2 separate regions of the Homo sapiens genome follow, and region 1 is linked to region 2. A link is a loop called in an ENCODE intact Hi-C map of the cell type or tissue named here. Cell type or tissue: heart left ventricle. All regions are shown on one strand.

Region 1 (5,000 bases), 110 kb after region 2:
AAAGTCAGTGGGCCCCTTTAAGCTTGAACACAGCTGCCATAACTATAAGGGGAACAACCTCTATTCCGTGGGCAGCACCTTGATCAGTGGATAGAATTCATTTCTGCCACCTGGAGAAATGGTTAACTTTCTTGGCTAGAGAAGCCATATGCCATTTCCTGCAGGATGGGGTGTATATTGTTGACAATTTTAATCTAGTGTGTCCTTTTTTTCTTTTTTTTTTTTTTTTAAGAGGCAGTGTCTTGTTCTGTCACCCAGACTGGAGTGCAGTGGTACAATCATAGCTCACTGCAGACTTGAACTCCAAGGCTCAAACGATCCTCCTACCTCAGCCTCCCAAGTAGCTGAGGCTACAGGTGCACATACTGATACAGGAGTTAAGAAGAAATTACTTAGGTAGATAGTAAGGGCAAAGAAGTCCTCGGTAATGTTTTCCTTTTAATAAAAAGCAACCCCCAAATGATTTTCTTTTCTAACAAAGAGCAGCCTGTGAAATCAAGCTTCAGACAGAGACAAGCAAGCTGGAAGCTTGCACTGGTGAATGCTGGCAGCTGTGCTAACAGGATAAGGCTACCTGGGAATCGGCATGTCCAACATGGCGGCTCCATCTTCCCTTCTCTTTGCCAAATCATGTGGACAGTAAGGAGAAGACAATATGGCACCAGCCAGGCAAAGACCCCATTTGCATAATAAGGTTAGAATGGGGTGACCAGCCTCCCCTGGCACACTATGTAAACGTCACACCTGGCCGAACCAATATGTGGGCCTTATGGAAATCAGACACCATCTCCTCAAGCCTGCCTATAAAATCTGGTGTAGTCCAAGGGCTGGGTTTTCTTTTTCAGGAATCCCTCTCTCACAAGGGAGAGACCTGTTCTCCTTTCTCTTTCTTTTGCCTATTAACCCTCTGCTCCTAAACTCACTCCTCCTGTGTGTCTGGTCCATGTCCTTAATCTTCTTGGTGTGAGACAATGAACCCTGGGTATTTACCCCAGACAATGACACCGCTTCAATACCACCTTACCCGGCTATTTTTTTTTCTTTTGTAAAGATGAGATCTCACTATGTCACCCAGGCTGGTAGTATTTCTTAAATAAAGTAATAAGTGGCATCCTTCTAAAGAAAAAAAAAACTCTCACAGACCCTCAGGGCTGACCTAATTTATTTTTTACTATAGTGTTTCTCAAATATGTGTAAACATAAAATGGCTTCTACTCATAGGTCTGTTGCAGCTATAATATAAGAATAAATTTACAAGTCGATATGAACAAACCAACAAAGTAGATAAAATTTCAGTTAACAGTATTCATTTAACCTGGTGGCACTGTCACTCACCGAAATGGAATCGTTGCTGCTTCAGATGTGAATGTGGAACCAACTGAACCAGCAGAGGTTCTTCTGTGCCTCATGATAACCTGATTCTCCCTCTAGTTTCCTGTACTCTGGAGTATTTTGGAAATGTTTACTCACCATTCATTTACCCCATATTTATTGAGCACCTACCGTCTCTCTAGGGTGTAGTAAATTAGTAAGCAAAGAGGATAGAAATCCTGCTCTCTGGGAATTTATATTCTAGCAGCTTTCCTGAGCAACAAACACATTTCTATTAAAATCTCCACCCTCGGCCAGGTGCAGTGGCTCATGCTTGTAATCCTAGCACTTTGGGAGGCCAAGGTGAGTGGATCACCTGAGGTCAGGAGTTCAAGACCAGCCTGGGCAACATGGTGAAACCCCATTTCTACTAAAAATACAAAAGTTAGCTGGGCGTGATGGTGAGGACCTGTAATCTCAGCTACTTGGAAGGCTGAGGCGGAGGTTGCAATGAACCGAGACTGTGCCACTGCACTCCAGCCTGGCCTGGGCAACAAGAAGGAAACTCCGTCTTGACAAAACAACAATAACAAAAAAAAAACCACCACTCTCTTCTTGCTTTTACACCACTCTCTTCTTCTTTTTATGACAATTCCCGTAGAACAACTTAGCCCCAGGGCTGTTGGCACACAAACACATGAACTAAAGCCACGTTCAGTACTCATCTGGGCCATCCAGGTAATGCAGAAGATGCTCATATTAATTTTTTTTTTAGAGACAGGGTCTCACTCTGTCTTCCAGGCTGGAGGGCAGTGGCATGATCTAAGCTCACTGCAACCTCTGCCTCCTGGGTTCAAGCGATTCTCCTGCCTCAGCCTCCTGAGTAGCTGGGGCTACAGGTGTGTGCCACCACACCTGGCTAATTTTTGTATTTTTAATAGAGATGGGGTTTCACCATGTTGGCCAGGCTGGTCTTAAACTCCTGACTGCAAGTGAATGGCCCATCTCGGCCTCCCAAAGTGCTGGGATTACAGGGGTGAGCTACTGCACCTGACCTAATTTTCCGATAATCACCAAAATAAAGACAAAAAAACTTTGAAAATCTTACAGACATCTTGTACATGCGAAAGTCAGAGGCTGCCTAGATGCCTGCAAATCCCTAGTTGGAGAAGCACAGGTTGAGTCACTTTCCATTACACACACGTCCTTTTATCTTGTTGAGAAGTTTGATAAGGAGGTGCTACCAACAAACCAACTGCAGCTCTTATCTCTAAGAGAAAAAATTACCCACAGAGTGGGTGTTTCTAACTCTTGCTTTTCTTCCTATCTTACCTTGTGGGGAAAAGAACTGTCTTAGTCCATTTGAGTTGCTGTTATGGAAAACCTGAGGCTGGGTGCTTTTATAAAGAAGTGAGGTTTATTTGGCTTATGGTTCTGCTGGCTGCATAAGAAGCATGGTGCCAGCATCTGGTCTGGTTAAGGCTGTGGGCTGCTTCCACTCATGGGGGAAGGTGAAGGGGAGCTGATGTGTGCAGAGATCACCTTGTGAGAGAGAGAGAAGGCAAGAGACAGAGGAGGAGGTTCTAGGCTCTTTTAAACCACCAGCTCTCACAGGAATAAATACAGCAAGAACTCACTCATTACCCAAGCTAGGACCAAAACACCTCCCAACCAGGCTCCACCTCCAACTCTGGGGATCACATTTCAACATGAGATTTGGAGGAGGCAAATATCCAGACTGTATCAAGAATAAAATCTCACAGTTTGTTGGGTAGGACATTGGAAAGCATGGTCAGAGTGAGGTATAGGGATACTTGGTGGACTTCATCTATATCGATTGTACTAATCTTTTTCCTGAATACATAGTTCATTGGTAGCTAATATTATATCTGCTCCTCCAGTCCTGAGAGTGTGGGCTCTCCTTCACTGTGCCACTTGGAAAGGCAGAAAAAGGTAAAGCTTTTGGTGGGACAGTTGCAATAGGCCCTGGGCAACAGCATGAGCTTTGGGTATTGAGATTTCTACAGAGGCCTGCGGCACAGCCACTGGTTAGTTATGAAGCGGAGCACTTGTAATCCCACCATGAAGATAAAAAAAGGAAGATATAGGCTGCTCAGTTTTTCAGTTATTCCCCAGGCATTTTGCCCTTGAAAATACACAAAGAATGAAATCTCCAGTCCTAGCCCAAGGCACCAAACCAAACTTCTGGTGCCAGAGGCTACACCTCTTGATTTCTCTGCTTCGATACAAGATGCAACCTCTTTGATTCAGAATTTGTGATACTTGAGTTTAACATATGCCTAAACATTTGCTCATATAAATAAGGCTCAGAAAATGAAAAATTTTTTTAAAAAGCTATTTACCTGTGTGTCTTCTCAGTGCTTCAGAGGCCTCCCTTGGGATGGATCCTATCTGTCTGCTATTTGTACCCACTTCATTGAAGAGTGTTCTCCGCCTGGGGCTCATGTGGGAACTAGAGGAAAGTTCCAGTTCAGGTGTACCCTGAGACTGCGCTGATATTACCACTGTTTTATAATTCAAATTCCCTTTGCCCCCAAAAGCTCAGACCCAACCTACTATAAATGTGCCCAAATTAATGGGGTTCTAAGTACTTATCAAAGCCATTACCATAATTATTTTATTTTATTTTATTTTTCAGAGATGGGGTCTTGCTCTGTTGCCCAGGCTAGAATGCAATGGCACAATCATAGCTCACTGCAGCCTTGAACTGCTGGGATCAAGCAATCCTCCTGCCTTAGTCTTTGGAGCAGCTGGGACTACAGACACACACCACCATGCCTGAATAATTTTTAAATTTTTCGTAGAGACAGGGTCTTACCGTGCTGTCCAGATTGGTCTTGAACTCCTGGCTTCAAGCCATCCTCCTGCCTCAGCCTCCCAAAGTGTTGGGATTACAGGCATGAGCCGCCACGCCCAACCTCACAATTCATTTAGAGGGTAGAATCTGGCACTGGCCCCTGGAAAGAAGCTGTTTTTCTTTCTGGAGAGTTTGCGTGAGGTTCTAATCGGTAACCAGCCGAAGGCACAGTGACAAAGCAAAGGAAACCTGCAAGAGGTTGGGAAGAAAGAAAACCAGAGACTCCTGATTCCCATCCGCCCTGCCAGCCTCCAGAGACTGAGGCAGGAGGATCGCCTGAGCCCAGGAGGTCAAGGCTGCAGTGAGCTATGATCACACCACTGTACTCCAGCCTGGGCCCCAGAGCAACACCCTGTGGATTAGTCTGTTCTCACACTGTTATGAAGAACCTGTATGCAACCATCCATGACGACCCTCCGTGCTCTTCCGAGCTCCCCCAGTGCATGTGACAATATCCCAGAGGTGTCATCCAAACTCGTGCCTTACTCTTGACTGCTGTGAGATAAGTATGAGTGATAACAGCTTCCTGGAAGAAAGCCCCTCGATCTTTACGGAGGACATAGCCACTGCTTTCCATTGGTGTCTTGGGAAGAACTTGCTGTTGTGTTATTGTTTTGCTTTGTTTTAAGATATCTGCTTTTTAAAAGAATTTCCCAGAGGGGTGAAGAAGTTGAGCACCAGAGACCAGATGGGGAAGGTGACTATTTCTCTCAAATACAGGGAAGGCTTTTGGTTTTGTTTGGGATTGTTTTGTTTGTTTTGTTTTTATTGCTTTCCCTGGATTTATCTTGTGGGTATGCTGATTTATCAG
Region 2 (5,000 bases):
TGTTGTATTAATAGGCTGTAAATTATAAATAATTGCTTGATAGGATGAGAACCTGAAGCGATGGGTTTCTTTACAGAATGCTGATTATTCCCTCAGTAACAAAAGACAAGGGAACCGATTCCTGCAATTGTTTCCCTTTGGAAAGGAAAGGACATTTTGGTCTGTCATGTTGATGGAAAACACTAGAAATTTCCTTTGTGATTATTTTGTTCCCTTTCATCCAAGCTCCTAGTTTATTCTCACACATGCAGACATAAACTGGGCAGGGTGAAAATTCCCTGCATGAACCATTCGGTTTTCGGTTTGCCAGTCCCCATCAATGACAAGTATTTCTTTATCTGGTCAGAAAATGGAAATTCTGTTTTCTGAGCCAGCCAAGATACCAGGTACAAACAGAGCTTCCCCCTGGGGATTCACAGCCTGAAGGTGGTTAACGGCCCCCCTCTCGCCTATCACCAGACTCCAGTAGACGTTTCTGATGCGGGGAGGCTAGTTCTGAATCCAAGCCAACACTGGTTGTTGGTTCCAATTAAAAAGCAATTGCATTCCCAGCAGTTCAGGGCTGCAGCCAAAAATACAGCATGTTCAGAAAAGCATGATCTTTTTTGAGAGGCGGTTACTCCATCAAGGGATAGATGCTGCCAGGGAGAGCTAATGATGGTACATTCGTATGTGATAAAAATTTAAAAGTTCAAAGAAGAAAGCAAAAGGTAGATGATTTACTTTGAAGTTATTTGTAGATGGCAATGAGGATTTTCTGTTGGTCTCTTTTTCCCCCAGCATTAATCAGCCCATTTATTAGAAGACAAACAGGAATTGACCGTTTGTCAGACAGCAAAGAAACAGAGCAATCACATTAAGGAAATCAAAGGCGAGAATGTCAAAAGGTCAGCATTAAGCAGCCCTGGGAAGCAGTGTCACTCTGCAGACGTTTCAGCCAAATCCTTCTTTCCATGAGTAGCCTCTGCTTTTTGGGAGGACCAATGAGCATAGAGAGCTTGGAGGGACTTTCCAGTTCATTGCATTCTGTCTCCTCTGCTGGTCAGAGGCTTATGTCTGGGTATTTTTAGCAACCTCCCTCTGTCTTTGTTGGCTCCAGAACACATAATTTCAGAAAAATCAGGTATAAAATCTCAATCCCAGCACTTTGGGAGGCTGAGGCAAGAGGATTACTTGAGCCCAGGAGTTCGAGACCAGCTTGGGAAACATAGCGAGACCCCATCTCTATGATTTTTTTTTTTTTTTTTTTTAGTTAGCTGGACATGGTGATGCACACCTGTAGTCCCAGCTGAGGCAAAAGGATCACTTGAGCCCAGGATTTCAAGGCTGCAGTGAGATATGATCGAGTCACTACATTGCAGCCTGGGTGACAGAGTGAGACCCTGTCTCTTTAAAACAAACACACAAAAAACTCATAACATGGAGAGTCAAGAACTCTGATTTGTTTCAGATCTGGATCACTCACTACAAGACCTATTACTTTTTATTTTAGTCCTCATAGTGCAGGATTTTATGATAAAACTGTTTAGACTTGTCACCAACAAAGTTAGTATTTCAAAACAAAACAAAAGCCCTAATCCCCCAAACTTTTGTGATCACATTAAGTTGGATCAACCCAAATTTTCCTTCTGGAGAGAGCCAAGAAGTCATAGGGAGCAGGTTGGGTATCTCTAATCCAAAAAATCTGAAATCCAAAATGCTCCAAAATCTGAAACTTTTTGAGCACAGATATGACTCAAAGAAATGCTCTTTGGAACATTTTGGATTTCAGATTTCCAAATTATGGATGCTCAGCCTGTTAAATACAGTGCAAATATCCCCAAATTTGAAAAGATCCAAAATCTGAAATGCTTCTGAGGAGTTGCAGATCAGCCTAGGTAACATAGCAAGATCTCATCTCTACAAAAAATTAGCCAAGCATATTGGTGCATGCCTGTGGTTCCAGCCACTCAAGAGGCTGAGATGGAAGATTGCTTGAGCCCAGGAGTTCAAAGCTGCAACGAGCAGTGATCACACTGTTGCACTCCAGCCTGGTGACAGAGTGAGACCTTTTCTCAAAAAAAGAAAGGAAGGGAGGGTAGGACAAAGAGACAGAGAGGAAGAAAGGAAGGAAGGATGGAAGGAAGGGAGGGAGGGAAGAAAGAGAAAGGAAAAAAAGAAACAGAAAGAAAAAGAAGTGGAGAGAGCGAAAGAAACAGAAAGAGAAAGAAACAGAGAAAGAGAAACAGAGAAAGAGAAAAAAGTAATAGAGAAAGAGAGAGAATGAAAGAAACAAAGAGGAGAGAGAAAGAAACAGAAAAACAAAGAAACAGGGAGGGAAGGGAGGGAGGGAGGGAGGGAGGGAGGAAGGGAGGGAAATAAGCAAAAAAAACCACTTCTGGTCTCAAGCACTTCGAATAAGGGATACTCAGCCCATGATGTCCAGCCTCACATTTCTAGTGCTCCTCAAGAAGGACACGGATTACTGTTTGTTGCCAAGGTGGCTTGTTTCAAGACCAGCGTGATTGGCAAGAATCTTCCAGCACCACTGTGGCAGCTTTTGGTGGAAGGAATATAGCCCTGACTGGGAGGCTGCTGGGGAGATGACAAGGCCAGCGCTTCAGCACATAGCCTGCAGAGGCCCCATTGCCAGTGCCTAATGTAACTGAACAGGCCATTTGTCATATTTAATTTTAGCTGCAGTGGCTCAATTGGGACTTTATCCAGACTGGCTTCCACTCTGCTAGCCTGCTGTGCTCCCCTTGTCCCAGGCTGAGTCACTTATGTCCCTGGCCCTCCATCTGCCAGCGAGACCTCCGAGTCACTGATACTGAGATCATGGGCCCCAGATGTGGCTTTTCCAGCCTGTGCAGTAAATTAAAGCACCTTGGTGCCCTTTTTCTATCTGCACTTTAGGAGCAAAGCACTTTTTTTTTTTTTTTTTTTTTTTTTTGAGACAGAGTCTTACTCTGTCACCCAGACTGGAATGTAGTGGCACAATCTTAGCTCACTGCAACCTCTGCCTCCTGGGCTCAAAGGATTCTCCTGCCTCACCCTCCCAAGTAGTTGGGACTACAGGCACATGCCAACACGCCCTGCTAATTTTTTGTATTTTTAGTAGAGACAGGATTTTACCATTTTGGCCAGGCTGGTCTCCAACTCCTGGCCTCAAATAATCCACCCACCTCGGCCTCCCAAAGTGCTGGGATTACAGGCGTGAGCCACCGCGCCCGGCCTCAAAGTGCTTTCTTACTTTTTACTCTGCATCAACCTCTTTTCTCTCCAAGGAACTCTGAATGAATGAGACCATGAGAAGAGGCTTAGCCTCCACTCGGCTTGACAGGAGGAAAGGAAGGAGCTTTCCCCTGAGGATAGCAGGGGAGGAGGTGTCGTCTTGCCCACCTCTGTCCAGGGCAGGTGTAGCACAAGGCAGCAGGAAAAGCCCAGAATTTGGATTCAGAAACCTCGATCCCAGTTTTGAATGTGGTTCTTAGTTGGGCGAGACTGAGTGTCTGTAAGATTGAACCAATGTGCCTATAGACGAGCTCCCAGTTGGGTGGGATGGGAGGGCACTCTTAGATCATCAGAGAGTGGGGCTTTGTCAGTGGTGAAGATCAGAATGCGCCTGGCAGGTGGTCAAGACTGGGGCTCTTACTAGAATCTAGTCTGTTCGAGTACCCTAGGGTGGGCGATTCACAGTAGTGTCTGAAGCTGAACTTGAAGACAAGTAAATTCCAGATTCTTTCCCCCCCGTCCTCTCAGAGACTTGATTGCTTCTCTTGTCCTCACTCGCTCCTCAACCTCACCTTTTGTTGGCTCTTTTTTACCATATGAACTGGCCAGTCTTCTTCCTTTCCAGCTGTGTGCTTCTCTCCTGGAAATATTTTTTTATTATTATTTTTATTATTTATTTAGTAAATATCATTAATTATATACTAATATATAACTAATAACTAATATATAAATATTTGATATGTTAATACATTATATGTAATATAAATATATAATAATTACATATAACTATATAATCTGATATTCTGGATATTAGGCCTTTATTGGATGTACAGTTTATATATTTTATATTTATATGTAATATAAATATATAATGTATAATTATAATCATAACATGTAATATAATACATTATAATATATAATATATTGTGATTGATGTATATAATATATAATTACAATTTGTTTACATTATATATTATATTTATATGTTATATATTATGTGTTAATATGTAACTAATATATTAGTGTATACATTAGTTAATTATATAATCATATTATATATTATAATTATGTATTGCATATTATATTATAAAAGTATACATTATATAATTAAGAATATATAATTCTTATAAGAATCATATTAAGAATAAATAATTATTATATCATATGGTTAATAATTAACTAATTTATATATGAATATATTAGTTCTATATTAATATATAAATATATTAATTACACATTAAATACTATTAACTATATGAATATATAAATATATTAATTATGCCACATATAATTTTATTATATATGTGATTATGTATCAGTTATATACTTAATTATATAGTAAATATTATTTATACAATATTATTTATTTACTTATTCATTTGCATTTCAACTTTTATTTTAGATATGGGGGTACATGTGCAGATTTGTTACATGGGAATATTGCATGATACTGAGGTTGGAGTATGGATTCCATCACCCAGGTAGTAAGCATAGTACTTGATAGATAGTATTTTTGGTTTTTTTTTTGCAGGGGCGGGGGGGGTTGGTTTTTTTGTTTTTTTTTTTTTTGAGACGGAGTCTCTGTCACCAGGCTGGAGTGCAGTGGCACAATCTCAGCTCACTGCAACTTCCACTTCCTAGGTTCAAGCAATTCTCCTGCCTCAGCCTCCCGAGTAGCTGGGACTACAGGTGCCCACCACCACTCCCAGCTAATTTTTGTATTTTTAGTAGAGACAGGGTTTCACCATGTTGGCCAGGATGGTCTCGATCTCTTGACCTCGTGATCC

What was found. Peaks named below come from ENCODE experiments on the same cell type or tissue, not always from the same donor. Only the 100,000 strongest peaks of a DNase experiment are listed, where the experiment ranks them.
Region 1: it touches region 2 in a loop (4-fold over the local background); 4 of 110 quality-filtered maps call a loop at or near these places.

Annotation. Positions count from the first base shown.
Region 1 is chr7:71,719,421-71,724,420 of GRCh38, forward strand. No RefSeq gene overlaps it. Among named protein-coding and RNA genes, the nearest start is that of MIR3914-1, 410 kb to the left of the region's middle. In heart left ventricle, no CTCF peak of the experiment used is centred here; no DNase peak of the experiment used is centred here.
Region 2 is chr7:71,612,563-71,617,562 of GRCh38, forward strand. The region is part of intron 6 of GALNT17 (polypeptide N-acetylgalactosaminyltransferase 17); the gene reads left to right. Among named protein-coding and RNA genes, the nearest start is that of MIR3914-1, 310 kb to the left of the region's middle. In heart left ventricle, a CTCF peak has its summit at 2,616; a DNase peak (open chromatin) is centred at 2,769; H3K27ac peaks cover 3,706 bases.